Regions from separate parts of the Mus musculus genome. Here regions 1, 2 and 4 are each linked to region 3. A link is a loop called in an ENCODE intact Hi-C map of the cell type or tissue named here. Cell type or tissue: left cerebral cortex. All regions are shown on one strand.

The links. A loop is a pair of places that touch in the nucleus more often than their neighbours do. Peaks named below come from ENCODE experiments on the same cell type or tissue, not always from the same donor. Only the 100,000 strongest peaks of a DNase experiment are listed, where the experiment ranks them.
Region 1: a loop joins it to region 3, with 6 times the contacts of the local background. A loop is called at or near these places in 20 of 42 quality-filtered maps.
Region 2: a loop joins it to region 3, with 6 times the contacts of the local background. A loop is called at or near these places in 19 of 42 quality-filtered maps.
Region 4: a loop joins it to region 3, with 5 times the contacts of the local background. A loop is called at or near these places in 23 of 42 quality-filtered maps.

The regions. Positions count from the first base shown.
Region 1 is chr1:191,308,659-191,316,658 of GRCm38, forward strand. It overlaps Nenf (neuron derived neurotrophic factor), which reads right to left. Exons shown (of 4, transcript NM_025424.3): 2 at 2,802-2,862; 3 at 1,261-1,364. Among named protein-coding and RNA genes, the nearest start is that of Nenf, 5.5 kb to the right of the region's middle. In left cerebral cortex, CTCF peaks have their summits at 3,935 (motif pointing right) and 4,144; DNase peaks (open chromatin) are centred at 3,965 and 4,188; H3K4me3 peaks cover 766 bases; H3K27ac peaks cover 652 bases.
Region 2 is chr1:191,348,171-191,356,170 of GRCm38, forward strand. Pacc1 (proton activated chloride channel 1) reads left to right here. Exons shown (of 8, transcript NM_025864.4): 7 at 198-305; 8 at 1,519-3,114. The coding sequence ends at 1,680. Ppp2r5a (protein phosphatase 2, regulatory subunit B', alpha) reads right to left here. Exons shown (of 13, transcript NM_144880.4): 9 at 6,853-6,903; 10 at 6,572-6,691; 11 at 6,361-6,488; 12 at 5,704-5,805; 13 at 3,811-4,939. The coding sequence ends at 4,807. Among named protein-coding and RNA genes, the nearest start is that of Pacc1, 26 kb to the left of the region's middle. In left cerebral cortex, CTCF peaks have their summits at 3,142 and 4,812 (motif pointing right); DNase peaks (open chromatin) are centred at 4,091 and 4,811; H3K27ac peaks cover 404 bases.
Region 3 is chr1:191,558,473-191,566,472 of GRCm38, forward strand. Dtl (denticleless E3 ubiquitin protein ligase) reads right to left here. Exons shown (of 15, transcript NM_029766.3): 6 at 4,639-4,704; 7 at 2,953-3,065. Among named protein-coding and RNA genes, the nearest start is that of Dtl, 13 kb to the right of the region's middle. In left cerebral cortex, a CTCF peak has its summit at 4,558 (motif pointing left); DNase peaks (open chromatin) are centred at 1,521 and 4,592.
Region 4 is chr1:191,391,288-191,399,287 of GRCm38, forward strand. Ppp2r5a (protein phosphatase 2, regulatory subunit B', alpha) reads right to left here and starts at 5,754. Exons shown (of 13, transcript NM_144880.4): 1 at 4,949-5,754. The coding sequence starts at 5,129. In left cerebral cortex, a CTCF peak has its summit at 216; DNase peaks (open chromatin) are centred at 227, 3,007, 4,014, 4,534 and 5 more places; H3K4me3 peaks cover 4,334 bases; H3K27ac peaks cover 3,130 bases.

The DNA of each region.
Region 1 (8,000 bases), 250 kb before region 3:
GATAAGCACAATTCAGGTGAATGCCAGGCAATTGTAGCATTTACTATATAAAAATTACTATACTATGTTGTGGATATTACTATATAAATTTTTGTTTGTTTGTTTGAGACAGGGTGTCTTAGTCAGGGTTTCTATTCCTGCACAAACATCATGACCAAGAAGCAGTTGGGGAGGAAAGGGTTTATTCAGCTTACACTTTCCACATTGCTGTTCATCACCAAGGAAGTCAGGACTGGAACTCAAGCAGGTCAGGAAGCAGGAGCTGATGCAGAGGCCATGGAGGGATGTTCCTTACTGGCTGGCTTCCCCTGGCTTGCTCAGCCTGCTCTCTTATAGAACCCAAGACTATCAGCCCAGAGATGGTCCCACCCACAAGGGGCCTTTCCCCCTTGATCACTAATTGAGAAAATGCCTTACAGTTGGATCTCATGGAGGCATTTCCTCAACTGAAGCTCCTTTCTCTGTGATAACTCCAGCTGTGTCAAGTTGACACAAAACTAGCCAGTACACAGGGTTTCTCTGTGTAGCCCTGGCTGTCCTGGAACTCACTCTGGAGACCAGGCTGGCCTCAGAACTCAGAGATCCGCCTGCCTCTGCCTCCCGAGTGCTGGGACTACAGGCGTGCTATAACCAGGCCCACTTTTAACATGCTGTGGTCTTCTGCACAGAAGCATGAGCACAGGGAGGGGCCTTGATTCTCCAAGTCCATCCACTAAGCTTCGGCAACTACCAAGAGCAGGACTCAGAGATGTGTGCAGCGCACACAGATGCCCAGCTGACGAGTCCACAGAGTTTGGACTTAAGTCTGTAGGCAGTGAAAAGCCAACAGAGGCTCCTAAATAGGGTGACCCAGAGAGCAGTTGGCTACCAAGCCACATACGCTAATTAATAGGCTTATTAAGAAGTTTTGTGGGCCAAGGAGCTTGTTCAGTGGTAAGGCATTTGCCTAGTGTGTGTGTGTGTGTGTGTGTGTGTGTGTGTGTCGGGGGTTGGGGATGTCTACATTCAAATCCAGAGTAATAAAAGAAGTCTGATTAATCCAGAGACTTAAACAAAACAAACAAAACTAAAAACAACTGGGCTCAGTGGTACACACCTTTAATCTCAGCCCTTGGCAGTCCTGTGAGTTTGAGGCCATCCTGGTCTACCTAGAAATTTCCAGCCTAGACAGGGCTACATAGTGACACTCTGTCTTGAGAACCAAGAATAAACCCCACAGAATGGGAACGGAACGTTTTGACAAAGGCTTATCCGGCTTACAGTGTCGTGAGTGAGGTCTGCTGGATCCAGTGACATCTTGGCCACACCTCTGCTGGAGTCCTTCCCGGCCAAGGCATTGTAGGGGGCTCCTCGTCCATAAAACTCTGCAGCAGGGCGGAAGGAAGAGTGTGGGTATGCATGGATGGAAGCCAGGGGTTGGGGGGTTCTCCAGACTCCCCAGTTCTTGGAAAGGCTATAGTTCTGAAGATGAACTTCACAGGGCAGATGGGAGGCCCAGGCAAACTTATGGTGTTGCACCTACCCAGAACACACCTGTCAGCTGAGAGACTGCAGAAAACACTCAATGAAGTCTCTTTAAAAACTAAAATGTAGGGGGCTGGAGAGATGGCTCAGTGGTTAAGAGCACTGACTGCTTTTCCAAAGGTCCTGAATTCAATTCTCAGCAACCACATGGTGGCTCACAACCATCTGTAATGGGATCCGATTCCCTCTTCTGGTGTGTCTGAAGACAGCTACAGTGTATTCATAGATATAAAGTAAATAAATAAACAAACCTTTTTTTAAAAAAATTAAAATGTAAGTTATGCTTAATGATGCAGGCCTGTAGTCAGAGCTAGAAAGGAAGCTGGTGTAGAACTGCAAATTCAAGACCAGCCTATGCCTGCCTCAAAATAAGTATTCTTAAAGGGGGAGAGAGGCTAGGGATGTGGCTCATTGGTACATAAAGCCCTGGGTTAAATACTGTGTGTGTGTGTGTGTGTGTGTGTGTGTGTGTGTGTTTGTCTATTTATCTGTCTGTCTGTCTGTAGGGTGTATGTCTGTAGTGTGTCTCTCTCTGTGTGTATATATATTATATATATGTATATATATGTATATGTGTGTATATATACATATATATATATACATATATATATATGGAGAGAAAGAGTGTGTTTATATGTGTGCCTGTGTGTCTGTCTTTAGAATGTGTGTATGTCTGTGTGATGAGTTTGTCTCTGTGTTTGTGTGTGTGTGTATAGTTTGTTTGAAAGTGTGCCTATGTGGTGTGTTTGTCTGTGTGTGTCTGTCTGTCTACCTGTATATAAGGTGTGTGCTTTTGTGTGGTCTCTGTGTGTGTGTGTGTGTGTGTGTGTGTGTGTGTGTGTGTGTGTGTGTATGTATACACAAGCATAGACAAGAAGAGCCTCCGGTCTTAAACATCTCAGGAACTCAAGTCTTCTACCATGTGGACTTAGAGGAGTAGTGAAAACCCACCTCCTGGTAGTAGAGTAGATACAGTCAGGGAAGCTACTGCATGGTACTGAAAGGTTCTGCCACTTCTACAACAGCAACTCTTAGCCAAGGGACACTCTTCTGGCTTCTAACAGAGTGCTCATGGGGTTTGAACACACTGCCCTTCAAGTAGAAATGAGGCATCAATGGAGCACTAAGTCCATGGACCTGTTTTGGTGAAACCCTGACAAGGCTCAGCTCCAACCGGCCTTGCAGAGGGAAGGAAAGGCCTTGCCTGACAGAACCCCTGCCTCATCCCTCCAAGCACCTGCTCTGCCCGAGTTCCCCAGAAGTGATGAGCCACTTACCCTTCCCAGAGGTGACATCGAACACCACTCCCTTCACTGCCAAGTAGATGGGCTGATCCTCCTGGAAAGCAGGGGGGGAGGTGTGAGGAGCAGGGGAGAGGCCTGAGGCACTGAGGAAGTCACTGGTGCAGAGGGCAGCTTACACCACAACCCCATGGACTGTGGTGACCTTTCTTCTTGTGAACCTGGACCTTTGTGGTGTCCTCACATGCCCTTTGCCACCCTTTCAAAGGGTATTAATGGAACATATACTCCTGTCTGCTCTCCAGAAAGAGGGGAAGACATGGCCTCCCCCACCACCACCACCACCTGGGAAGGGACATTGGAATGCCTTTTCCAGTTCAGACTTTGGTCAGTAGCTACAAAGGGATTGAACATCGTTTTGGCAGCTGGCACCTCAGAGAGAAGAACACAAGACAGAAGAGCCTGATCTAAGTTCTAAAAGTTGTAAAGTTACCAGGCAGTGGTGGCGCACGCCTTTAATCCCAGCACTTGAGAGGAAGAGGCAGGCAGATTTCTGAGTTCAAGGCCAGTCTGGTCTACAGAGGACAGCCAGGGCTACACAGAGAAACCCTTTCTCGGGGGTGGGGGGGGAGTAGTGAAGAATCAGATAATCAAAAAAGACTTGTGTCACCTAGAAGTGTAAGAGGAAATAAACTGTATGCTTCCCAAGTTGCTTTTGGTCACGGTTACTGCATTGTATCACAGCAACAGAAAGCCTATGACACAGGGTCAAACCATGAGACCTTGTCTCAAGAAAGGAAACAACAAAAATGTAATTCCAAAATTGTACACAGGGACTTTGAAGTTAAGCTGGAAGGACCCTAGATGATGAAATACTCCCCTTGTGGGTGAGGCTATTTGTTGTGCCTATGTGCACAGGTCTGTGCCTGCGTGCGTGCAAGTGTGAATGTGTGCGCGTTGAGACACCGTCTTGCTCTGTAACCTAGGCTGGCTTTGAACTCAGTTCTCCTGAATGTCTCTTGAGGGTTTGGATTCCAAGCTTGCCTCACCACACCCTGCAGAGTAAGGCTATTTGGGCCCAAGGAGGTTGAATTGGGCATAGACTGAATCAGAGAAGGCAGGACCAAACTTGGAGCTTTGGAACACAAGGCTCCGGTCGCCTTCTCGCCCTTGACCACTAGAGGGCACTCTTAGCCCAGAGAGAACTTCTGGGACTGTAGGGGCGAATGAGTGGGGTGGGGGGGGCAAACTTCCTCAACCTCAGGGCTCGTACGACAGGAAGGGACCTTCACTGTCCTTCACCTGGGACACGCCGTGGCCTGCCTACCTCTGGCTAAGCAGAGGACGACCACAAGTGCTCCAGCGGCTCTAATGCAGGGCCACGGAAGAACTGGGCAGAGAGGAAGTAGGTGGAGCGTGGGCACAGCCGGCAGGAGGACTTAGACATTGGTCAGAGCTCCTGTCCCTCACCAGTCTCTGGGCCCAGAGCGGAGCCAGACCTGCCCTCTGTGCACCTCTTCGGAAAAGAGGAAAGCTGCGTGGGTGTTTTGGTTTGGTTTTAGGGTTGTTGTTGTTGTTTTGGTTTTGGTTTGTTTTCAGAGAAAACTGCTCTGAGGGCATGGTCTTCTTACTGCCGGTAGCACCCACGACCTATTTCAGGGTCATGGAACAGGGATTTATCAACAGACTAAAAGGGATGGGAGAAAATAATAGAACGTGAAAGAAAATGGAAGTGCCTGAATGTGAGCTTTTCCTCAGCACACTCTCAACTTTTTATAATAAGGTCAGCAGGCGCAGAGGCTGGTTCAGGGTCGCTGTGCCAAGCACTTTGTGTGTCTCCATCTCGTCTTCACAAGATGCCTGTGTAGACGAGGTACTCCCTGTAGCCGTGGGAGGGGGAGTTTTACATATCCATCCAGGAGTGAAGTACTCAGCCAGGTGTGACAGACAAGGCTGAGATCTGCAGTCAGGTGACTCTACCTGAAGGACTATGTCACAGTCTTTCAATGGCCCGCCCCCAATCCATTGAAAGGCCAAGAGGTTCCCCCAGGAAAAAGAAACTCCACCTAGTAGGGCATGGTGGTGCTTGCTTTAAGATCTCTGTGAATTCTTCAAGCACCCTGGTGTACATAGTGAGTCCAGGACAGCCAGAACTACATAGGGAGACCCTGTCTGAACACCACTCCTGTGAAGAAAGGAGAGAGAGAGAGAGAGAGAGAGAGAGAGAGAGAGAGAGAGAGGAAGAAGAAGAAGAAGAAGAAGAAGAAGAAGAAGAAGAAGAAGAAGAAGAAGAAGAAGAAGAAGAAGAAGAAGGAAGAAGAAAGAGGAGGAGGAGGAAGAGGAGGAAAGGAGGAGGAGGAAGAGGAGGAGGAGGAGGAAGAGGAAGAGGAGGAGGAAGAGGAGGAAAGGAGAAAGAGGAAGAGGAGGAAGAGGAGGAAGAGGAGGAGGAGGAGGAAGAGGAGGAGGAGGAAGAGGAGGAAAGAAGGAAAGCCCTTCTCCTGAAGAATTCCAGCCTCCTTCCAGGTACAGCCTGCCTAGTCAGACAGCCCCGCCATCTGCAAACTGCTGTAATAGTATCCCCCTCTCTCTGATGTCAACACCATACAGTTGAAAATATGGTCCCCGTGGTGCTTAGTAACTTGGGCCAAACACACAGCACAGCAAGAATCCAACCCGGGATACCATTATAAGCTTTAGCATGGCCAAGTATTGCATCACAGAAACCATGATGCTAACTGGGCGGGGGCAGAGGTGATGTCCTGTGACTGCAGTCAGACCAGACCCATTTCCAACATGCTCTGCTCTGCTAACTCTGCCCATAGCACTCCTCTGTTTCAATCATCTCCTTGCCTGATTCTTCCCACCTCAAGCCTATGGCTCTCCAGAGTTAAGTCTCCATCCACAATATGAAATAGAAAAATTAGGGTCTTTTCTCTGTCCTCATTCTGGAGTCTGTGTGTGTGTGTGTTTCCTTGGGTTCTGTGCTTGGGGGGAGGGGGTGTCAAGACCCTGCCCATACATAGATGAAAGCAAACAACTCGGCAGAGGGCTGCACTCACTCGTTTTCTGTCACCACAGTCTTATGCCACTGCTGCCAGCTTTCTTATTCTAGCCCTAGCCAAATATTTCTTTGCTAATACAAAAATATACTTCTCTCTACCTACACAACCTGTCAAAGTTACCTAAGATTCTCTTTCCTATCCTGTCTTGACAACTGCTAATAAATTCTAGTCAGTTATAACCAATCAATAGTGCTCAATTCTGTCAGAAGTTTGTCAACTATTAAGTTTATGACGGACAGAATCCCCAAAAGCTTCTAACGGTTTCTCCCACAAAGTCTCAGAAGATGTGGACACAGCTACTGGATTGTGATGTGACAATCACTGAAATACGCAGTGGACAAGACTGGATACTCTGAGTCACATGACATGGCTAAAACCAAGGTAAGCCAATCCTCATGTCACACACATCCACTCCACAGAGAAAAAGCCCTGTGACTTCTGCACCGGAGAGCCAGACTGACTCTGCCCAAGTTGCCATGGAGACCACAGAGAACTGTTGGCTAGTGGACTCTCTCATTTTTTTAAATAATACACAACTGATATATAACCGATAGACTATTGTTTATTCTTTCTCAGACTTCTGACTACATTGACAGCTAGAAAAAAACTAAACTCTGTTTCCATTAAATACTTCATATTTCCTCTTCTTGCTATGCCACTGTCCTGATATTATCTGAGCTCCTATAAATTTGCTTAACTCTAATAAAACATTCCAGTATATGATCCAACTTTTGAATCATGCTCCTTCTGCTCCACAAAAGGCTCGTCTTAAAGACTGCTCGTGTGGTTAACTCATGTTGCTATCTCTTTTATAAACTTGTAAGCTACAGGAAACCCACTCAGATCTACCTTTCATGGATCACATAGGCTCCGTCCAGATCCGTACATCGGCTGTTCCAGCGGGTGGGATTCCTCTGGGTTTCAATTGGACATCTTAAAAAACTGTTCTTTCTCCCAAACATACTTAATCTTTTCTCTACCTATAATAATGTGTTTCAACATCTTGTCAAGTCCAGGCGCTTACTATACCCAGGACCACTCCAGAGGAGCAACCTTCAGATGCTCCAATCTCCTCACAGACACAGACTCTACTGGACCTGTTCCTTCCGACCTATCCTCAGATGGCTCCACAGGCCCTGGACAGCAAGGAAGCAGACCGCTCTCTTAAGACTAGACAAACATCCCCCATACCCATCCCTCTAGGTTCCCCAGAGACACGCCGCCCCAATGTCAGCATGAACCAGCCAGATATCACATCCACCCTATTTCTGCTTCACCATCACCTCTTTCTAAGTTTGTTTGTTTGGTTGGTTGATTGGTTGGTTTTTTGTTTTTTTTTTTTTTTTTTTTTTTTTTGAGACAGGGTTTCTCTGTATAGCCCTGGCTGTCCTGGAACCCACTTTGTAGACCAGGCTGGCCTCGAACTCAGAAATCCGCCTGCCTCTGCCTCCTGAGTGCTGGGATTAAAGGCTTGCGCCACAACACTAAACCAAAATGGGGGAATGTTCGTATTCTGTCTGGATTCCACCCTCACTGTTCCTGGCAGCAGTCAAGTATGTTCCTCCCCACAGTTACCTAGCAACAGCCAGGTAGACCTGGCCCACTATAAAAGGGGCTGCTTGCCCCCTCCTCGATCTCTGGTTCTCTTACCCTTGTCCCCCTGTTCCCCCCTCTTCATTCTCTAACCCCCTCTCTCCATGTGGTCATGGCCGGCCTTCTCTTCTCTTCTCTTCTCTTCTCTTCTCTTTCTCTTCTCTTCTCTTATCTTCTCTTCTCTTCTCTTCTCTTCTCTTCTCTCCTCCTCCTCCTCCTCCTCCTCTCTCTCTCTCTCTCTCTCTCTCTCTCTCTCTCTCTCTCTCCTACCCTCTTAACTCCCTCTCCATGCCCTAAATAAACTCTATTCTACACTATACCGTTGTGTTTCCCTCAGGGGGAAGAGATGAAGAGATGCCTCGGCATCAGCATGGGCCCACTGAGGCACCCCCTCCCCCCACACCTCACCACACCCCCATAGAACATATATTAATACCACTTTATCTTTTTATGATGACAACACTCACCATCTCTTTCGCCAACAACAAATGACCAAGATCTGGTCCTCTACCCACTAGAAACCCTGGGTTCTTCCCCAGCCAGTCTGGGTGCCCCGATGCAGAGTGCTCCACATAAACCA
Region 2 (8,000 bases), 210 kb before region 3:
TCCTGGACCATTTAAAAGGTCTTGTATGTGAGTCTTGTCTTTTCCCTCCCCAAAGGATGCTGTTAGGAGAGCCAAGGGCTAGTAGTCCTGCCTGCTCTCACTTCCCTGGGTCCAGGCAAGGGAGGGCCCAGAAGTGGTTAAAAAAAAAAAAAAAAAAAAAAAAAAAAAAAAGTGGTAACTGCCTGTTCTGCACCTAGACCAGCGTGGTTAACTATATTGACCAGAGACCCGCAGCCGAGAGGAGTGCTCAGTTGTTCTTTGTGGTCTTCGAATGGAAAGATCCCTTCATCCAGAAGGTCCAGGACGTAAGTACTGCTAAAAGTGGTTTTCCTCTATCATCACAAGATGTCCCAGGGTGATCGTTGCAACAGGCAAGAGATTCCAAAGCTCAAACATGGGCCCTTCGGGTCCCAGGATGGAGTCTGAGACAGACATATTTTGCTGTCACTCCTGACCCTCAAGTTTGGCCCAGGCTTTGTGTGAGGGGTGAAGGCTTGAGGCTTACGAAGATGAAAAGGGTGAGAGGAGCCAGTTTGTAGCTGTGCACTGATTTTCTTGAACCTGATCTACCTGTTATATAAGAGGCTTCTGGGCCAAGTAGAGCCTTTGAAGTCCCTTGAATCATGCAGGCTGAGGTGTGCCTACTGTACATATGTAAACAACACGGGGTCATCCATCTCAGGCCACCCCACTTATCCTGGCTTACAAGTGGATTTTCTTTTTTCTTTTTCTTTTCTCTTTCTCCCTCCTTCACTCCCCTCCCCCCTTTCTTTTCTCTCTTCTCTTCTCTTCTCTTCTCTTCTCTTCTCTTCTCTTCTCTTCTCTTCTCTTTCCTCTCCCCTCCCCTCCCCTCCCCTCTCTTCTCTTTTCTTTTCTTTCACACAGGGGAGTTTGAAAATGTAAGAACCCTGCCTGAGTTTGGAGAGGGGGTAGACTGTGTGGAAGAGCACTTATCTAGCATGCACAAGGCCTGCAGTCCATCTATTAGCACTGCAGAGAGATAACAGGGTATTTAATGGGGGCCAAGCTATTTCTTTACATCATACCCGACAGTGAACAGCTGTCACAGGGCTCTGGGGGATAAACAACTTTGTTGAAGGAAAAAGGGTTTTGGCCGAGTGGATAGAGAGAGTGCTGAGTCGGATTAAGTCCGGATAGGAGAACATCCCAGAGCAGGAAAGAAGGAAGGTGCGTTGGCCTGGTGGCAGAGTCCCCAGGATGAGTGTGAGGGGACAGCTGAAGGCTGAGGTAGCTGAGATCAGACAGAGGGACCAACCTTGAGGCTGAGGTATAGTTTAGGGAAATTTCTTTGGGTCACTTGTTAGATTAAGCACAGTATGAATGTCTTATTTACACAAAGATTTTTGAGGCGGAATCCTTTTACGTGGAGGGGCTCACAGTTCCCTTCTGAGCAGTGGTAGGGCAGAAGCAGCATGCGTCTCTGTTGGCTCCAAAGTCTGAGACAGACAGAGTCAAGGCTGCCGCCAACCAGCAATCCCGGTCTTGTCTGCCCCACAGATAATCACAGCCAATCCTTGGAACACCATCGCCCTGCTCTGCGGGGCTTTCCTGGCGTTGTTTAAAGCAGCAGAGTTTGCCAAACTAAGCGTGAAATGGATGATCAAAATCAGGAAACGATACCTTAAACGGAGAGGCCAGGCGACAAACCACATAAGCTGAAGCGCCCGTGCCACGGCACTCCGACAGAGCGAGACACCAGCAATCCTGAACTCACTTGAAGGGACCCTGCAGGGAAGGACAGTCCCGTCCATCGCACTGGAGGCTCAAACCCGGCCCGGGAGGGAAACGCCCAGTGAATAACCTGAAACTTATTTAAGTACTTAAATTATTAACGGACATCTTGCAGAGCTGCCTAGTGCCTTGGAGAGGTTCCTCCTATTTGGTCACTAAATAGTTAAGGCTTCTTCTTTCCCTTAGGGCTTTTTTTCTTTAAAGCGGACTGATGTGCCCTGTACGCAGAATTCCTTTTAGACCATCTACTGTTACTTAACAAGAACTTGTTAGAGCCTAGATTTGACTTTTTTGTTTTTCCTTAAATGTAGCCCCGCTGTAATCACTGTGTAGACCAGGCCTTCCTCGTGCCTTCCCATTGCTGAGACTAAGAGCCTACATCACTCCCCGCAAGCTTTACACGAGACCTTAAAGGCTACTAGAAACTTGTGATTGTATTTCTGATGTGCTAGAAGTGCTAGCAGAGGTATATACAGTAGGCACCTACTTAGTGTATCTTGATTTCATTAACAGGTAAATAAGGTTGGGCAAGCACAAAAGGGATGGGAGTGAATACCCAGTAAGCCAGCGGGCAGCAACGCTGGACGCTGATGCTGTATGGCCAGCAAACCCAGAAGGTAGTGTAAGTCTGGACCGCAGCATAATGGCTCTGACTCAGCACACATCACTGCCAACAGGGAGGTAAGCTGTGCACTGTCCACAGGTGGCCAAGAGGGATGGCCACACCACATGAGCTAGTCCCTGCGTCCTACAGAAACACACACCTAAAAGGGTGGCCTTTAGGGCTTTGATAAACAGCACCTCTACATAAAACCAAAAACTCTATAATAGAGTTCCACATGTGGCCAGAGGTAACATTGAAGAACTTGTAATTATGCCTTAGGGAATCGGAAGGGAAATACTCACAGGTATAAGGAGGACATTTTTGTCTCTAAATTAGCAGCAAGAAACTGTTTTGCCCAAATCCCTAGAAATAAACTTGTACTGTGAAATATTCCTGCTACCTTTGTCTCACATATATACAAGAATTTAGATTTTTAGCCTAAAACTTTTATTATAAAACACCATTTTAGCACAAATGCCAAGCATAAAGCATCAGTGACATTAAAAATATGTGAAGGACAGAAAGTCGAGGGGCAGGGGTGCAGTCCAGTCACAGGATGTGTGCTTACCACGCAGGGCCCTTAAAGTTCACAGTTGCATAGCACTTCAGTAGTTAAATATCTGCCTCAGTGAACACTAAAGCTTTATTTTCCTGTATTGTGAAAGCTGAGCTGCTTTTAATTTTGCTTTAGATAACTAGGAAGTAATTTTTGCCTATTCATAGAATAAAAACCCGACTTCCACTTTCTGGAAAGGCAACCCTGTGTTTTGTTTTGTTTTTTTTTAAGATTTATTTATTTATTATATGTAAGTACACTGTAGCTGTCTTCAGACACTCCAGAAGAGGGCATCAGATCTTGTTACAGATGGTTGTGAGCCACCATGTGGTTGCTGGGATTTGAACTCCTGACCTTCGGAAGAGCAGTCGGGTACTCTTACCCACTGAGCCATCTCACCAGCCCGCAACCCTGTGTTTTGTGTGGGTCGCCCAGGGCTATTCTGCAGAGGCCTAAAGGGAGCAGCCTCATTGGACTGCAACAATGGCCCTCCCTGGGATGCCCACTGCTTGAAAAGAGAGCAAAAATTACAGGCCACTGTATTACAAGGGAGTTTGTCCAGAGGTCATGGAGGCTGCTGTCACAGCAACAAAAAACCCCTGTGACCCTTCTAAACTGGTGTTTAGTTGAAACCATGTTACAGTCTCCCTGCCTTTCCCAGAACTGCTACTGCCATGGATTCTGAGATTTCCCGTTTTAGTTAAAACTAGCTTTAATGTTAAACTGTCCTAGAACACGGAGGGACAAGAAGCTTGGGATTTTATGAAAAGATCGGTTAGATGGCTAGACTCCTAATCCCTGGACCACAAGCAACCTAATTCTAATTAGAGTACATCCGTAAGTTATAATTCTCTAATATAAATATCTTCCAGAGACAAAAGAGCAAATGACATAAGGCAAAATACAAACATAGACTTTATTAAATGCTGCTCAATCCTCAGTAAAGATCTCTCATTATAAAACAGTTTTCCATACAACTGCAAGGCAAGAGGCTGGAATGGTACTGGTAACAACAGTGTGAAAAATACCTGACCAGGTAAAAACAGACAAAGCTTCTACATAGTCAGCTCTGAGGACACCTGCTGCAGTTCCTTTAAATAAAGCCAGGCAGTGACAGCTAGCAGTCTGCATCACACTGTGGGAGGGACCCAGAGCTCCACCCTGCAGGCAGGCAGGCCTGGGGACTGGCAGGGTGAGGACTGGGAAGGCCCTGCCTCCAGCCTTGGAGGAGAGGAATGAAGGAGGTGAGCCTCGGGTCCACCCGTGGCCTGTGCTGCTCCGCACACGCTCCGGGGAGCCGCTGCTGAAGGGGGGATTTGGGAACATCAGAATTTTGGTTTACTTCCCCCCCCCAACTTTAATACTTTGTGCTTCAGAAGCCTGGAAATGTCAGATGTTGTAAAACCCAGAGTATGGCAGTGTCTTTAATGAGGCTGGGCTCTTGTCCCCTGCCCACACCTCTCTAGGAGAGGTGAGGGAAGGGCAACCCCTCCGCTTATCTTACGAGGCTCTTTCCTCAGATGTACTCAAGGTGTGCAGCACCAAGGTGTGCAGCACGGTGAAAACACATGATAAAGGAAGTGTGCAGAGGACGGCTTCATCTGTGTGTGCAGCACAACCGGGCTCAAGTCGCAACACACGCTTGCCACTCCCACGATCACCTCACTCAACAGAGACAGTGACACAATCCATGATTAGACAGAGTTTACAATATACTGTGGCCGTGATACAGCACAGGGCTATGTTTTAGTCCATAATTCTTTCGCTTTTACGCTTGCCAGGAAAAACTGGCCTCCTAATTATATTATACTGATGAGGTCTGCTCTGAAGTTTTTATATATTCAAAAAAAAAAAAAAGTGTACAAAACGACCGCCCAGCAGGGGGAGCTGATCTTTATTTGGCACTGGTACTGCTGCGAATACTGTGCATGTTGTAAGCATTGTTCTGTTTCTCTAGAGCCTTCTTCAGCTGCAGCTCCTCTAGTTTTTTCCACAACTCTTCCCGTTCCAGTTCTTTCTTCTTCTCTCTGTAGAGAGATCAGCAGTTTTAATGGGAAGCTCAGGAAAGACACTGGTTGGTGGCTTTGTGGGGAGCGAGCATTACAATGCCCGTGGCTTCTGTGACACGCGTGGTATTACATGGCACTAATTCACCGTAGTCACTCGAGGCCTCTAGGTCAGCTACAGTTAACACTCAGGCCTCCTAGGGAGAGGTAGAAGCCCCACCCTTCCATACCAGCAGAAAGGCAATCTACCCACCCGTCAGTTTATGTTCAAACTGAGTGAGCTTTAAAACTAGATAAGTAAAGAAAGTACAGGCTGTAAAGGAGGGCTTTTATTTCTAGGTCTTGGTTCCCACACACCTCTCCTGCCTGTTGCTTTGTGGACTTGGATCCTGGTTCTAATTTCTACCTGAACCTTGTGAGGTTTTTGTTTGTGTCTTCCTGGCCTTAAAATCACAGAGCTCTGACTCGCTTCCTGACAGTGTGCTGACTTCAGATACCACTCTCTGATGATCCACAGCACCAGGACTATCAAGCTCTCGGGAAAAATCTTATGTCTCAGCTGAGATCAGGACGAACACGATCCGCACTTAAACCACAGTCTAACTGTTAGAGGAGGAAAGTCTTAACAAATTTATAAAAATACCGGGATTACTTTCCTGGACAATGGCTGTAGTGCTCAGAGGCTTCCAAATGATAATGCCTAACATATTCACCATAGATCCACCGACTAAGAGATGGACCTTTCTGAACTGAAGAACACAGAATTTTCAAAACTCATCAAGTACCTCTGTCTTTCGGCTTTGTAGGAACTAGTAAGGTCGTCAAAAAGCTTGCCGTTCATCTCCATGAGGGTTTTCAGCACATTGTACACCAGTGCTACAATAGTCCTGAAAGAAAGAGAAGACAGTTCTGGGTTAGAGGCCAGCAACACTGAATGCATAATTAATGCCAGATGCTAGAACTAAAGTGGAAACAGTCTAGTCTCACAGGCCAGAGATTCTAATGTTTACCCTCTTCCTATGTAGATACAATATTCTGGTTCTCTTCATGTGAGTTTTGTAGTCTCATCCTAGACCCTGGGTAGCAAGATAAAAATGTCACAGAAGTCGGAATGTCTGAATGCCATGTCTCCCTTTGGTCCTCAGTTCCTAGCTTGGGGAGGCCGGATACAGCTGGCTCAGCCGATGGCACTGGACCGCAAGCTGGTTAGACCATTTGCTGAGGAGCATCCATAGACAGCTTTATAAGGATAAGCAGTATCTACAACTATGACACTCACCTTCAGTATAGGTTACAGATCTGTCCAGGCTTCAACTAGCAAAGTAAAGACACGTGAAGTACACGCCTGTGATCTCAGCGCTGAGGCTGAGCCAAGAGTTCAAGGCTAGCCTGTGCTACTGAGACTGTATGTTAAATGGAACCCAACAACAACAGAAACTTACTGATTCCAGTGTTCTTTGGAAATTTTATACAAGCTGGCAAACATGATTGGCAGGATTTTATCAATATTCTCTTCAATCAAACTAAGAATATATTCATTATTCCAGAAGTACAGTGCTCTTTCTGCAACCTAAAAAGACACCAGAAACCTCAAAATCCGCAGGAAAAAGGATGGCACAACAACAGAATGTCACAGAGAAAGGAAGCTGGTACCTGGAAATGAGAGCTGGAGACGCACTTGGATATCTGCTTAAAAAGCGGCTCTTCAATTTTTTTGAATTGTGTTGGTTCAATGACATCTAAGATCTCTTCAATTTCTCCTAAAAACATCACCTAGGTTTAAAAAAAATTTTTTTTCCTTTTAAAAAATTTACAAATGATGCTAATGTAGACAAGGCAAATCGGTACATTAGGAAATGGGTACAGTTCACAGAGCAGGTCAAGATTGCAGTCCTAATGTAAATACATTTATTTTTATTATTATTAAAACCCACCTCTTTCTGACTGCATGTTTTTGGCCAAAATTTCAGCAGTCCTCTGATCACCTACAAAAACCAGCAAAGTTTAGAATGAATTCAACAACTGGGTGTGTGGTACACGTCTACAATCCTAGCACTTGGAGGTACCCAGGCAGGAGAATTCCAAGTTCTAGACCAGCCTGGGATACAGCCAGACCTTACCACTTCTACTAGCTAGACTATCCCAAGATATTTCACTCATCCTGACGTCAAGCATTTAGCACTCAGTACATGAAAATCCCTACTTAGCTGTGGACTTGAACCTGGGCCGTGCCAGACACTGCTCTAGGTACTACACGGCTGGGCAAAGTCTGTGGTCTTCATGGAACGGGACCAACGTGAGTGGACACTTAAAGAACAAGAAAATGATGTCTGGTGTGAAGGAAGTTAATCTTCGAGAACATTTTTGTTTTTCCAAGACCGTATAAGTAACTGGTGGTTGAACCCAGGGCCCGGTGCATGCTAGGCCAGCACCCTACCAACTGGGCTCAAGCCTCAGCTCATCACAGCTAACAGATAATTCTCATTATCTAGAGTGCCCGAACCTGTTTTATGGCTGACAAAATCAGGGCAAACTGAGATGTTAAAAGGAGACCATCTATTTCAACAATTAGGCCATGCATATCAAATTTCAAGCACCCCTATGGTTAGCCTAAATACATGAATTCTAGTCCTTCAGTTTCAGTACTTATATTTGAAGTGCTTAAAAAGCATTCTACCGAAACACTCATTTTACTTAAGGGTACAATCAGTGGTTTGTATAGTGAGTTGGGTGAGCTCAAAATCCCAGCATTTAGGAGGCTGAGGCAGGAGGATCACAAGTTTGAGGCCAGTCTAGGCTAAATACAGTTCTAGATCAGCCAGGCTAAAGGTTACAGAGTTCATTAGGGCTGAGCTGCTGAGCCTTCTGCTCTCACACCGGCTCATCTTAATCATTTTTCTCAATGACTAAGTATTTCTAAGACTGAACTCCAAACTGCTGGAGGGGAGGAAACACCTCTAATCTTTTTATTTCTGAACAAAACTCAAGGGAATGGTTCTGGGACTCGGTGTGTTCTCACCGTAAGAAGTGACAGAAGGATTGAGTGAGGAGAGCTAAGAGTTCACCGTTGTCTCTGGATCTT
Region 3 (8,000 bases):
TAAATAAGCACAACATGTTATATTTATATTTAGCATGCATGCATATGTGTGTATGCAACAATAACAAAGACAGAGAAGCCATGATTTTGAGACCAGGGAGGGGTAGAAGGCAAGAGTAAAGGGAAAGGGGAAAAGAATATATGTTATATATTTTTTTAATTTATTAAAACAAAGGCAGGGCATGGTGGTGCATTCCTTTAGACTTAGCAGGTGGGAGGAGAGGCAGGTAAATCTCTCGTAAGTTCAAGCCCAGCCTGGTTTACATAATAAGTTCCAGGTCAACTAGGCTACTTAGAGATCCTGTCTCAAACCAAACCAAACCAACAAAACCACACTTAAAAATTCCCTTAGTTGGGTACGATGTTTCAGTGAGTATGACACCTGTTGCCAAGCCTGAAGAATTGAATTCAATATTCATAATCCACATGGTAGGAGAGAACTGGGCTCCCATAAATTGTTTTTGATCTCTCCATGCATGCCATGTGTGTAACATGGGCACACATGTGGCGGTCAGAGGACAACTTGCCGGAGTAAATTCTTTCCTTCCATTGTGTGGGTTCCAGGGATCAACTTCAGGGCATCAGGAATGATAGAAAAAGCTCCTTTACTCACTGAGCCATGTTGCTGGTCCCTTAATCTTTTCCCAGTAATTCTAGATGTTACTAAGGAAACAGCCTAAACATGACTATCATGTATGTTAACATGAACTTAGTGAGCAAGATAGTCAGGAAGATAAAAATGCACTTGCTGTGCAAGCTTGGCAGCCTGAGTCTGGTCACAAGAGACCATGGTGGAGAAAAATGACTTCTAAAGGTTGTCCTCTGATTTTCACACATGCACACCAACACGAGCACACCACACATAACAGGAATAAACCGGTCACTGAAGGATGACTTGTCCAAGTCTGCTCAGAGCTCCCTACAGCGTAGGAAATCGATTTCCCCTGTGTCTCATTCACCAGAAAATGCTGCTGTATGCTCAGTTACACGTGCAGAAAAGAACTTTATCTCCTAAATGCTTCTCCTTCAGAAGTTCTCTTGGAATTCAATGAAATTTGACACTTTAATGTCATCTGGTCCCCACACACAGAGTATGGATTGAAGAATGCACTGTTCAGTCACAGTAGTTTAGCAGTTACACTGTCCCCTAAATATTTATTCAGACCTCACATATAGGAAAACTGCATTAATGAGTTTAATGGCCACTTTCTTTTCTAGAAAGAGGATGTACTATGGTCATGTTTCGAGCTTCTGTCTACTACACATACGACTACAGCAGCACAACCACACACATGGGTGGTAAACTGCAGCAGGGTCAGGGCCTAAGATAGTCTTATTTGCTGGCATGCTTGATCCATATATTGCAAAAAGGCAGGGCTGCTGATGGGCTGGGGGTCTTATAAGCTGAACTTGACTTCCCACATGCCCGATGATGCCTTCAATGATGTAAGTTGCATCTACTCACTTTCCACAAGCATAGCAATTCCCCACCCCAACGCCACCAGCTACCGAGTGACTCACTGGGCTATATCCAGGAAAGGAGGAAGGAACACCCCCAGAGCTGCTGGCCATCCTCAAAAGGTTGGGAAAGAGATCAGACCGATATTCTATAGGGAGCAAGAAGCCAGGAGAGACTAAAACAAGGCATCATGCATACCCGAGGATGGGTTCTGGGGTGTGTGGCTTAAACAATCTTAGGAAGTAGTCTACTTTTTATTTCTGAAGGTTCCCATCTTTCTACAAGATCAAAGGGAACAGTTATTCTCTTCTCTTGAGATAAAACTTTTTGCAAGTGTGAATTTATTCACTTTCGTTTGCTTAAGAATGTGAACCCACATTCTTGAAGACTGAAAAAATTTTGCAGTTAAGATGCTTGTTTAAAGTAGCTAGTAATGACTCAGTTTTTTTTTTTTTAACTATTGTTTTAAAGCAGTGGTTCTCAACCTTGCTAATGTTGTAACCCTTTAATACAGTTCTCCACACGTCGTGGAAACCTTTACCCTTTAAAGTTTTCATTGTTACTTTATAACTGTAATTTTGCTGTTATGAATTGTAAATATCTGATATACAGGCTATCTGATGTGACCCTCAAGGGAGTTGGGACCCACAGGTTGAGAACTACTGGTTTAAAAGCTGCATCTGTGTTTATTCTACATCAAATTACTGACCCCCAAAACACCAGGGTGCCCTTAATCTTCTGAATATATTTCTATCACTCAAAGTGACTTGCTTCTTTTCTCCCAAGTCCATATGACTCTGACATCTTGGTGCTTATCTGTAGCATGTAGGACTAGCAGCAGGCCTGCCAGCCAGTGTAGTCCCCGTATAACAGTCTTTGCTTAAGCATTTGATGACTGAGAGTGCTTTGATGTTTCTCTAAAAAAATTTACAAGTCATAAATACAGAAGAGCAACGTACCAGATCTAGCAAGCACCCCCAAAAATTTAATACTAAAGGTGTATGAATTTCATCACCATGTTTACGGTAAGGTGTCTAAAACATCTAGAAGAAAGTAACTAAAACTCCATCCATCTTTATATTACCTATTTTCATTAAAAAAATAACACAAACTACCCTTTCACCTTTTATAACAAATGCATATATGCTCAGAAAGCTGAATCTTTACCATGTTCTCTATTCTCACCAGAGTTTGAGAACCATTGCAGTAGGGCTAAGTAAACTATAAACAGTTAATACCAAAGAAATTAAGAGTTACATCCATCTTTTTGCCTAACAAATTCCTTAAAGAGAGATTTGATTCTCCCTACTGTTAAGAGCCACTCATGTCATGAATGGTGGCTCATGAACAGTCTATAGTCCTAACACTTGGTAGGCTAAGGTAGAAAGATCATGTATTCCAGGCCAACCTAAGTACACACAGAGATCTTGCCTCAAAAGCAAGCAAATACAGTAACAACTGCCTATTTACACATACACTTCTCTAAAACCTTACCACAGCAGGAGCAAGTCCTTTTGAATTTTGTTTCTTCTTGGGCTTTGAAGGGGTTTGCTTGTCTGCAGTATTGTGAGCTCCACTGATTTGATTCACTTGTCTATAAAATCCATCTGAAAGGTTCCAAAGATTTTAATGTTTTCTGATTTCAAGCTGAAAGCAATATTTAATCATTTCTATAGAACCTCAAATTTTGTGATTTTTGACTAACTAGTATAAAAACAAAACCGAAAAACCCCGAAGAGACTCAGTAGAGGTAAAGACACTTGTCACCAAGCCTGATGACCTGAATTTGATTCCCTGCTCACATGTTCAAAAGGGAAAACAGATCCACATGCGCTGTGGTTGTGTATACACACAATGAAAAAGCAAACAAAGTTTAACAAAACAAAAAAACAAAATCCCAAAGAGCCCATGGTGAGTTTAATCACACAAAGAAAGAAAAACACAGATATAGTTATAGTTTTATTCTTAATGGCTAAAACACAAACAATCAAGGCACCCTTCAGTGGATGAGTGGATACAATGTGGTATTCCTGCCCAAAGAGTAATTCTGTGCAAAGAGAAAGATACGACATGACTCCATTTATGAAAATCTGGAGAACCACGGACAGTTATAGTGGTAGCAAGGCTTCGTGAGGAAGTAGAAACACCAGAGCAGACATATTTTAGGGCAATGAAAGTACTCTATATATTACAATGGCGGATACATGTCATATATTTGTCAATATCCATAGTATGTGTAACATGAAAAATAAACCCTGATACAAATTATGAATTAATTATGTATGAGCCAATGCTTAACAGCTTAAAAATGTACCAACTGAATGACTGCAAAGGCTGCATCTGTGTAGGTGTTCAGTATATATGAAATTCTCTGCACTTTAATGCTGATATAAAATTAAAACTGCTCCACTGCCAGGCAGTGGTGGCGCACGCCTTTAATCCCAGCACTTGGGAGGCAGAGGCAGGTGGATTTCTGGGTTCAAGACCAGCCTGGTCTACAAAGTGAGTTCCAGGACAGCCAGGGCTATACAGAGAAACCCTGTCTCGAAAAACAAACAAACAAACAAAAAAAAAAAAAAACCCAAAAAACCAACCAGCCAAACAAACAAAAAAACCCAAAAAACTGCTCCACAAAAATAGTTTAACATTTTAAAATCAATACATAAATTAATAATAAACACACCAACGACCATCTCCTTTAATACCACCCTGTACAATACAAGCTTATATTCAATTTAATCTGATTTTTTTTAAAAGGCATTTTTTTGTGTGTGTGAGGGGAGTGGAGGTCAGAGGACAACTTAAGGAGTTCTCTCCTACTTGTAGGAACTGAACTTGGGTAGTTGAGGTTTGATGGATAGCACCTTTATCTGATGAGCCATCTTGTCAGGATAAAAAAAGGAAAATTAAAAGCAAACAAAAACATCTCAACCAAACCTTTATTCAGTGAACTATACATCAGTAGTTTTAATTCTATCAATAATTTAGATAGACGGAATTATAATTCAGAGACAATGTGAAACTAAGAACATCTATTAATAGCTTTGCAATAATCATTACCTTGAGACTTGAGCAGGAAGGGAACACAAGTGCCCCCTGCTGGTATCAGATGAAATCACTAGCATTTCATTTTATTTTGAGCATTAAGCACTTATTAAAATTAAGACAGAACTAGCTTACCTTTTTTGTTACACCTGGTGTCCCAGATCATAATGTTGCCGTCTCTCCCCCCTGTAGAGAACACAGCTGTGGGAAGAGGCCATCAAGATGTTGGAAACGAATCAAAGACACATTCCATTCCCCTTCCCCAGAGAACACATTCTCCAAAAGCACTGAATTTGCCACCAGAGATGATAGTAAGAAAACGACAGCGTAGCAACTGTTAGCACAGAGGAGAGCTTACTGTCTAAGATAGCTCACGCTCTACACAGTTCTCACACATTACCTCAATGTGCCTGCCAATCTAGTAGGTAAGCACTAATCTTCCTATTTTGAGGTAAGGAACGTCTAAAAGTCCTCTTTCTTAGCAGATCAAAGTACTACCTCTGGGTATGAAAGAGGCAGCAGCATTGAATAGAACACAGAATTCCCACTTATTTGTACTGTTTATATTTTAGGTAACAGTGGAAGCTAGGTATATAGCTTCAGTGGTACAGCATTTGCCTAGTATGCACAAGGCCACTGCAAAATAGGCACATTTACAAAATATTTAAAAAGGAATTCTGCTCCCTATATGGAAGAGTGAGCAATTAACAAACTGATTCAACTATAATAATAGCTATAAATTGAACAAAGTCCCATAACAACTACTTGAGAGCTTTGTGGACACTGAATAAAAACACCTAATTTTGTAGGAGTTAACAACTAAATCAGGTGATTAGATGGAGCAATCGAGGCAAAGGTAACCAAATGCCAACAGAGAAACCTGCCAGCTTCCTTTTAAGATAGAGGAAGCAGGAAAGAGACTAGGGGTGGAGAGGGGCTCTATCACAACAAGAGCTGCCCAAGCAGCAGGTGAACTAGACACAGAGAGAACCTTTACTTATGTCTTCAAACTCAGCCTCTCTGGATGATATAGTGGAGTTAACAAATTGACTGATAGATCCATTGCTCTCCCATATTAATTACTACACAACTCTGAGTAAACTAAAAACTGTTTAAATACACAGTTAAAAACAGAAAATTTTATGGTATATAATATGTTTTGAATAGTTTGCCCTCTTATCCTCCAACAAGGTAAAAGTAGGGCTCTACCTTCATCAAAGCAGCTTCTTTTGGCAGCAGATGGAAACTGTTTACATACAGAGAGCCACACTGCTCAAGATTCAAATAAGTCATGGTCGTATGCCCACCCTCAGTTGGTACATCTATAACATAACTCCTACACCCAAGACCCAGTGAACACTGCAGGAGCCAGAGTGTGAAAGATTCCGAGAGCCAGAAGGGCAGAATACCTGCTCTGAGATGGTGGCTTCTAGACGGCCACTGTGCCTCTGAGATCTCAACAGTGTGGCTGCCTAATCAAAACCTACACAATGACTATACCAGTTGACATGCTAGCATGGGTAGAGGGAATTTCATAAAGCTTCACCCTTAGATGAAGAACTATAGGAAAATCAATTTCCTCTATGGACCAGCCTCCCAATAAATTTCTAATCCCCAGGGGTCAGCCTTAAATACATGCACAAAAAAAGCAACATTAAATGGACTCAGTAGGTTGTACATAGTGGTAGGTCCAAAGGAAACTATTTTCCCAAATTCCAAAAGGCAGATGAGGCAAAAGGCTAACTGTGGTGCTTATTAGCATTCCAAAGCACACTTTGTCCTTCAGGTTCCCTTGGCATCAAAAGTACCTGTTACAATTTTCTAAGTCCTAGCTCTTCTCACCATCACTACTCTAATAAAACTTCCCCAGTTCATGCCCCCCCCCCCCCATTACTCACTGTCCTTATAATCCTGCTTTTTCAGCTATGTTCCCTCTGTCTAAACCCTTCCCACTTTGTCCCTCATGCTTTGCTCATGGCCGGGTCCAGTCTGCTGGCTGGCCATGTTTAGTCTACTTTTTCTCTCAGTTCTATTCTTCTCGATACCATTGGATTTTCTCTCTCATACCTACAATAAAAGCTTTCTAATACCATGGACTGGTCATATTGTCAGTTTGTACATATATACTTGCTAGTGTGGCCCACTTTCCCTCAGCCAACCAAAAATTCAAATTAACTTTCAGGTTTTTATCTCTAAACAGGTGTGAGCTTTATTATACTTCTGCTTAATAATGAAAAATTAGGAAAAAAAATTGTCAGAAGGTCTGCCCATGATCAAGCAGGAAGTAGCTAAAAGAACAGCAATATCCCCACAGTTACAGACGTCTGACACATACATACATACATATTTGAGAATGTGGAGTTACACACGATGAGCTGGAGGGGAGAGGTAGAAATACTATGAATATAATATTCACTTAGGAAATTCTCAAAGTTAAGTTTAAATTTAAAAAACATTCCTCAACTGTAGCAATACACTGGAATCCCTTGATGAAGTAAAACAGACAGACAGGCGCACAGATAACCTGGCTCAACTACTAGAGATTACCATTGAATTAGCATGTTAAAAAAACCATCAGATAACCAAAGATCACTAGTGTTGAGAACCACCAGTTTAGGATGAAGAACTGACTGGCTTTAAACAAGGTGAAGAATTAGAAAGGTTCAAATATATTTAAGTTTTTAGGAGACAAGAAAATACATTCACAGTTAATTTAAATTATCTACCAGAAAATCTAATGCTATTCCTCCTCATTCTGGCCAAAGTGCCTAACTTACCAGTCTTTAGAGGACAGCCATTCAGGGAGGCAAATTTCACTAGCACCAACTAGTATCCAATTAGGATTCACTACTATTCAATTAGGATCATTAGTATCTTGTTCATATAGGGTTGAATAAACTGGACCAATCAACTTTTTTACTATGTTAGCATAAAACTAAAAAAAAAAAAAAAAAAAAAAAAAAAAACCACATAAAACCCCCACTAACATTTATAGTCTCCAGGTTTTTTTAAAAAATGAGTACAGGGGCTGGTGAGGTGGCTCAGTGGGTAAGAGCACCCGACTGCTCTTCCAAAGGTCCAGAGTTCAAATCCCAGCAACCACATGGTGGCTCACAACCATCCGTGATGAGATCTGACTCCCTCTTCTGAAGTGTCTGAAGACAGCTACAATGTATTTCCATATAATAAATAAATAAATCTTAAAAAAAAAATGAGTACATACCTCATGTTTTTTTTTTTAAAAAAAGGCTCTCTTCAGACATAACATATTACATTACAGATGGTTATGAGCCACTATGTTGCTGGGAATTGAAGTCAGAACCTCTGGAAGAGCAGTCAATGCTCTTAATCGCTGAGCCATCTCTCCAGCCCCCTCCCTGGCCCCCCAACCTCATTATTATGCTCATAATTATTTTCCTGACTTAAATGGTGTTGGGCACTAACCTAATCAAAGTAACAAATGCAAAGTCATTTTAAAAGTCTAAAATAAAAGTTGT
Region 4 (8,000 bases), 170 kb before region 3:
CCAGTGATCCCGAAAAATGAAATTAAAGCTAAGCCAACATCTACTGTGTTCCCAAATGTTTGTTGCCTACTCAATCTCAACTCCAAACAACAAAACAAAAGCAAGCGAGCAAACACCTGATCTCCTGGCACTGGATGACAACAGCTGGGCTTTCTTTAGATATCAAACAAGACCTAACAGAATCTTATCATATGAAAACTCAGAACAGTGCCGACTAGCCAGCCATAGAGGGCAGCAGAGTTAAAAGAGTAAATTGTAAATACCAGAGGGTGAAGTGAGGGCAGGAAAAGTTAATGGGCGGAGAGTAAGGAACCATGAGTACCAAAGAGAAAGACAAAGCTTCAATGAATGAATTAATCCAGCAGACACTAAATTTGTGCTGCTTGGCCCCCACTCCTAACTGCACATGAGGATCACCCTGGCAGTTTTAAAAAACAAACAAGCCTAGATTCCACCTTAGACCAATTAGCAGACTCTGAGGGATATAGGCCAGGAGAGGATATTTTTTAAGCTTTCCAAGTGCCTAAGGAGGACTATACTGTGTAGCACAGTCCTTAACACCCAGACTCTACTGCATATGCTACAATGTTAAAAGCCAAATTAAAAAACAAAGCAAAGCACAAAAACCTATTATTTCCCAAATATATTATTTTGTAGCTAAACCTTTGACTCTAAAACTCAAAGGGGCAATAATAACCTAAATACAATCATCACAGGCCTTTATCAAGGAGAACATTATTCCTACAGGTGGAAAACAGTAAGTTCACAGGGGTTAAACAGCTAGCCCCAAGCGACTGTGAGTCATCACTGAAGCAGGGAGACAATTCAAATCTGCTATTTACAGGACAGCGCTCTACTCCAATGGTCTCACCAACTTGTTAGATGTATTTTCCTAATTTATCACTTTACTCAATTAGATGATTCCAAAAATAACACAGAAATTAATAAAGATGACCAAAAAAAAAAAAAATGAGGTGGGGATATGATCGTAAATAGGAATTCTGAAGACGTTAGCCTTAAAGGAGAAAGATTTTCCTCATATGAAGACTAGCACTAGACACAATATTGAGCAATTTCTCTAAGTATATTCTTTAAAAGTTTTTTTAAAAATTATTTCTTGTTGAAGGGTTATGACAAGTTAGAAAACAGTCCCTAAACAACTGAAATGTTATAGCCAGTTAAAGCATTTCTCTTAACTTGTGCAGATGAATTTCAACTTTACCTTAGTATTTTTCCTATTTACAAAAATGTTGTGTTTGGATAAATAACTGAATATCCATGAACCTTAAACGTTAAAAGAGTAGTAGTAGTGGTGCCCCTCCCCAAATCAACTTAAAAAAAACCCTAATTCTGTCACAATTCACTCAGAAGATCACTACCTCAACAAAACATGTGCATAGACTTCCCCCTAATTCTAAGCAGGCAACTGCAAGCTAACTTCAGTCAGCATTAATGTTCTGGCCTTAGTTTTTCAGAGATCAACAATGAAACTGAATGATTCTCTGAAAGTTTTTTACCTCATCTTTTTTTTTTTTAATTTGTTTGTTTGTTTGTTTGTGTGCGGGTGTATGTCTGTAAACCCCTTGTGTGCCTGGTGTCCTCACAGGTCAGAGGAGGGCTTTGGATCCCCTGGTACTGTTGTTACAGATGGGTGCTGGGCTCAGAACCTAGGTCCTCTGGAAAAGCCAGTGCTCTTAACCAGTGAGCCATCTTTCCAGCCACTCTTTATCTCAAGAAGAGTTCAATCTCAAAATCAGTTTCTGCTCCTTGCTGTTTACTAAGAGAAATGTGTGTCTGTATAGTCATAGTGACTAATTTGATTCCTTTTCTTGGTAAGAAATTATTACTACAGGCTGGATAGATAGACCCCTAGGTTAAAAGTATGTACTGCTCCCAGAGGACCGCAGCTCAGTTCCTAGAACCTAAGTTAGAGCTATTCACAACCACCTGTAAGACCAACTCCAGGGCATCCATTACCCCTGGGCTCTACAGACACTACTCATACGCCCGCACACATAATTAAAAGTAATATTCCAGGAAAGCTTTTATTTAAGCACTACTAACAATTACTCATTTAAAATATTTTAACCTGTATTTCAAACACAAGAGAATGGAAGCTAGCTTGCTTTGCTTATTTCCAGGCACTTAAATTATTTCATTTACTCTCTCCAATCCTGGGAGATAGTATTATTCCCACTTTACTGATAAGGAAAATAACTCAGAAAGATCAAAAACTTACTTTCTACTGTAACGACCTCTCCTGGCCAGACTTTCTCAACCATACTACTTGAAGTTTATGTAAAATGAGTTACAGCAAAACTACTGGCATTTGACCAAAGTCCCAAAGTCAGAAGAAACACCATCTAGATAATCACAGGTCCGAAACTAACCTGTTCAAACCTCAAAAAAAAAAAAAAAAAAAAAAAAAAGATATTTGTGAAAATACACTGAGCCCCAGACTGTTAGATAACAGCATAATAGCATTACTATAGTAGATTGAAAAGGCACATAACAAGAATTAATGACACACAGTTTTTGGTTGTTCCAATTGTCATAGGCAATATTGTCTTGTTTTGTTTTCAAAGATAATTATTTGAAATACTAAGCTGTCTATACACGTAAAGGAGCTATTTTACCAAGCCAATCCTTTCAGAAATTTAAACCAAAATAGGCTAAACACTGAAAGATGACCTATCTTAAATAACAAGTTCCTGAATTGTTCATTATGAAATAACAAGTTTTAGGTAAAAAAATTACAACCTACAAGAACACAAGTTTCAAGACCAGAAAAGGTGATTCACATATACTGATCCTGGTTTTATTTTCTAGCATCTAGCCCTCAGAGGAACTTACACTATTTATTTTTAACATTTTCAGCCTTAAAAATCATGCAACCCACTCACCTACAAGGTTTTGCAAAAATAAACTGAAAAGGTTGGATTGTTTTGTTAATCTTACTCAGAGTCTGTTTCTAACAAAACTCCTTGGCACCTTTCCAGTTCAGATGCATGTGGACAAAGTGTAAGCAAGCAGGTTGGTTGATATAAAATACTTGAAAGATCTTGGATGCCCATGGATATCTGAATCACTCCACAACCAGTGAGATTGTATTTCAGAGCAGTTAAGAAAATTTCTCTTTCATACGAAAGGGTTTTCTGCTGTTGTTTTTGCTAAAACCCACAACTGGGGGAAAATACTACTGACAGAAAAAACTCTCAACACGGTGGTATCAAGGGCACTGCCAAAGCACCAAGTAAGACAACTCCATTAAAAAAAAAAATCACTTTTCAAGCATTTTGACAACTGGATTTAAAGCAGTTTTTCCTGAGGATTTTATTTTCAAGTAAAAAGTTTTACTTCCTCAATCGAATCTGCATCAGTTTATCATGAATAATACCTTATGGGGAACACTATACACGCAAATTTCAATTTCTTTCTACTACTGACCAAATTCTGTATGTGAAAACATTGGCAGTTCCTGCTACATCTTCAACCAAACATCAGGTAACTTTGAGTCTGATTACTGATTCTGTGGATTTCTGTCCGTCTTAAAGGCAAAATCTACTACAGAGGCATCTCAAGACTAACCAGATGTTTAAAATTCAATTACTAGCAGAGGAACTAAGAAGTACAACACTAAGAAGAAGAAAACCACGTTAGCAAATTAGATACATAAGAAAAATGCTAGTATCGAGACTTCAAACTAAAATTAACAGGATAAACTAATGAAAAACAAAGGATAAAATAACTCTTAATTAAGTATAAAAGCTTAAACCTCTGAGTAGCAATTCACTATCCTAACAGGTAGGACAGAGTTATTTTAGGCTATGGCTGCACTCCACTGACAGTGCTGTATCAATTTGAACAATTCTAGTATGGTAAAGAGCAATAAAGCAACAAATGAGACACCACACACCTAACATAAACTATTTTCAAAAGTCTGTGTGATTCTACCAGTGGTATATCCTTAATTCAGAAGCACCCCGAGAGGCAGATGTAGAGTTTAAATGGGGTTCCAAGCTGTTGCTGGTCAACTGTTGATTTGATCTAGGGTTTTCTTTACACTCCTTGCCAAACTAAGTCAGGATTCATAGACTCAAAGACAAATCACAACCAGATTGGCCTTGAAAGGGATGCTGGATCTTTGTCAAAAGAATTGAAAAATCTGCTGATCATTTATCTATTTTGGCATGAGCCTTTCTTTTATTTCTTGGCCTTGTGACTCATTCTCTAGGTTTCTATCAGGTTGCAAAGAATTTCTTAAATATCTAGGAACATAAACATCTTTTCCATTAATGACATCTAGCTCATAAAATGCAAAGACGTAAAATTATTAAATTAAAAGCCAGTAATTCTCAAAGAATAAGCAAGAACGCCAGTAAACAACTCATGAAAAGCCTCCAAACCGGGTGAGAAAAGAGAGCCAAAAGGAGTGCCAAGCACTCCTGCGAGGCATTAGGCACGGATACCAATCTGAATTACTTACAAAACCTTACAAAGTCCTTGGAAGCATAGCCGCGCTAACCAAGTTCCCGTTCCACGGCAAAGAAATTACTCTTCCTTCATAACCTCTCCAAAGACAATCGAGGTCTTCTGAGGTATAACATTTACGTCTAACGAGACAGTAAGATCTGTCACCTGGTCCCGGTTTTAAGCTAGTTCTATATAGCTACGTCTAAAGGCCAGCTAACTCGGCAGCAGTTTGTTTGGACCCTGGATGTGACAACTGAGGGACAAACAGAGAAAGAGAAGAACTAGCTAAGCTTGGAGAAAACCAGGGTTGAGGCTCAGCGAGGCAGGGAGTCGAAAGACTGGACGAGGGAAGGGAGCGCAGGTACCTCTGGGGACCCTGAAATCGCCAAGGCAAGGGCAGGCGGGGCAAGCGCGCAGGTGGGAAGGGGAGTAGGGCTTGCCCCGGGAGCGCGGGCCAGGGGCGGCCGGGGGTTACCTTTGAGCTGGGGCAGGGGGTGCAGCTCCGCCTGGCTGCCCTGGCTGCGGAACTGCGACGAGCCCTGAGAGCGCTTCTGCCTCTGCGCCTTGCGCACCGATTTCCGGGTGAAGCCGTCCACTTTCTCCGAGGCCGAGATGGCGGCGCAGGCAACTGGTGCGGGCGGCGACGGCGACGACATCTCGGCGACCCGGGCGATCGGCGCCTCCCGCGGCGGCTGGCCCGGGCAATCGGCGGGGGACGGGCACGGCGGGCCTGCGCCCCTGCGCCCCGGGCCCCGGCCGCGCCGCCCTCGCGCTCCGCGAGCTGCTCCTCACCCGACAGCGCCTCACGGCCGCATCCCCGCGCCGCGCGGCCGCCTCCCGGGGCTGGCGGAGGGGAGGGCGGGGGCGCGCGGGCCGCACAAGTTGCTGACGCCCGGCGACGAGGGCGGGCGGAGGCGAGCCCGAAGTTTGGACGGCTGGGGCGAGCGCGCGGGTGCGGACGCCGGGCGCGCCTCGCGGCCCCTTAGCGCGCGGAGTCCGGACAGGTCTTCAGCGGCTGCCGCCCGCGCTGTCCGCCCGGCCGGGAGCCTCCTCCCGGGGCGCTTCCATCGCGGGTCCGCGCGAGCCGCTGCCGAGCGCTCGTTCTCCTGTCAGCGATGGCCCCTCATCGCCCGGGGCGGCCACCCGTACCCCGATCCTTGGATCCTTGGATCCCTGGAGCGTCGCCCTCGCTCAGCCTCCCGCGCCCACCGGCCGCCCACGGAGCACGCCCGGGAAGCAACTGCTACAACTTGAGAGGGTGGCTGGTTCGGGTGAGGGGGGACTCGGTGCGCGTGCGTGCGCGCTCCCGCGGCCCGGGGGAGGTCCTCGCGGGGGGTGGAGGAAGGAGTTTGACTGACAACTTCCGCGGGGTCCCACTAGCCTCCGGAGTCTCCGGAGGGGGCCGGGGCGGGAAAGCATGCCAGTGCCCTCGGCCAATCGCAGGGCTAAGCGGCAGACGGGGGTGGGGGCGTGGCCTCCCGGCTGTCTATCAAGAGTCCATAGCTGGGTGGGAGGGAGGGGCTACGTGACAGACGCGGGCCACAACCAATCGCAAGTGAAGGCAGTGAGCGGGGTGCCTTGTGCGTCACAACTGTAAAGGAAAGCTCTCGGGAGGGAGAAAGGGGAAACGCCGCGCCGCTGTCGGCTCTTGTGTACGCCTGCGCTAGGCTCCAGGCTGGGATTGTTCTCCAGACAGCGCGTTAAGAGGGAAACTACACAGGCAGCTCAGAAAGCAGAAGAGCGTCCTCCCTCTCTTTGCGCCCTGCTTACCAATGAGAACATGAAGCGAGGGCCGGGGTGCCCAAGAACACCAAGCATTGCGTCAGTCGAACGGGGGCGGGGCCAAGGTCGTGTCAGAGCAACGTGATTGACAGGCGAAGGAGCCCCGGGAGAGAAATGAGCTTGTCCAATCGGAGCGCGGGGCTACGTTCTTGGGCGGGCCTTCTCCTCTCCGGTCCTAAACCGCGTAATTGGTGGTTGGGGAGTCCATTTGTAGCTCCCGAGGTCTTGGCGCCGCGGTTCGCTGATCGCTGATCTCGCGTGGGGTTTGGGCAAGCTCGTCTCTACCACTTCAGAGAGCTCTGCAAGTCTAGGCCCTCTGAAAAGAAGTTTCCCGTTTCGAACTTAGCCCAAGTTTAACCTCTTCTGCTGAGGCCCTTCAGTCATCTGTAGTCAAGTTCAGATTAGCTGATTTGGGGAATCTCTTCCTAAGAGATTCCGTCTAAGTTTTATATTTAAAGCCAAGAACTGCTCATGTTAGCTTTGGGCATCCGTATGATGCTTCAACAGAAAGTGATCCCGCCTGCCCATAGTGCCCCCTTTGCTCTGCAGTCTCTTCTGCAAGTCCCACACCTTTTCCTTTTGACATAAAAACGGAGGTTAAGTAGGCTGGCCTAATGCTTGAGGAGGATCGAGAAGTATGCAAAAGTAGAGTTCTAAACCTACACTCAAAACATTTGCTTAACCAAATTATATAACAACAGAAGAATGTATAACGGAAATATGGTGTGTATACACATATTTTTCCACCATAAAGAACGAAATAACATGTAGGAAAATAGGTCCAACTGGAGATAATCATATTAGGCTGAATAAGCCAGTTTCAAAAACATAAATATCTTGTTTCCTTTTGCTTGCGATTCCTAGATTTTACATAGGTACATTAAATCAAGAATTTGCGAAATAAAAGCTAAGCATAAGAAGTTGTCCAAGGGAATTAAAGGGATTAATGGAAGGGGAATATGTTTGATGTACAGAAAAGACTTGTATGAAATTTCTAATATAAAATTAAATATAAAAAATAAAAAGTTGTATACAGCCTTCCCAGTCAAAGAGGCTCAGATTGCAACAACAACTAAAAGACCTTTCTCATCCAATCAGATTAAGTTGACTAGCTCATAATGTTCAAAGCTTTTTATTTTAACAATTTGCAAATGATCCACCCATCATAATTCAAGGGTTTCAAGATCACTGCCAGCTGGCCTTTCAAAAGGCCATTTTTACATATATTTCCAGATTATAATATAATTAGATCATTTCTCCCTTCCCTCCAAACCATCGTTCTTGCATCTTTCAAATTCATAGTCTCTTTTTCTTTAATTGTTTATGTATGTATATATGTATGTATGTATGTATAGAAAGATAGATATATTGCTAAGTATATAAATAAAACCTCTATCCTTATAATGTTACCTGTATGTGTATGTTTCAGGGGTGACCATTTGGGATTAGATAACCACTTAGTGTGCTCTTCCCTGGGAAAGACTGTCTCTCCAGTTCTCAGCTTTTCCTTAGTTGCATGTAGTTCTTTGTCTTATTGCCTGGTACCTACAGAATAGAGTTCAAATTCAGTCTGACTCCTGACTTGCCAGGCACAAACCCCACTAAGAATACTTTCTTCTCTTCTTCCTCCCCTTCTTCTTCTAGTTAAGGTACAGTATTCCACAAAGTGGTCATTCTTTCTTGATACTTACAGTTGTCCCAACATCTTGAAATGATCCATCTCATCCCCGTTTGTTGAACCCTGT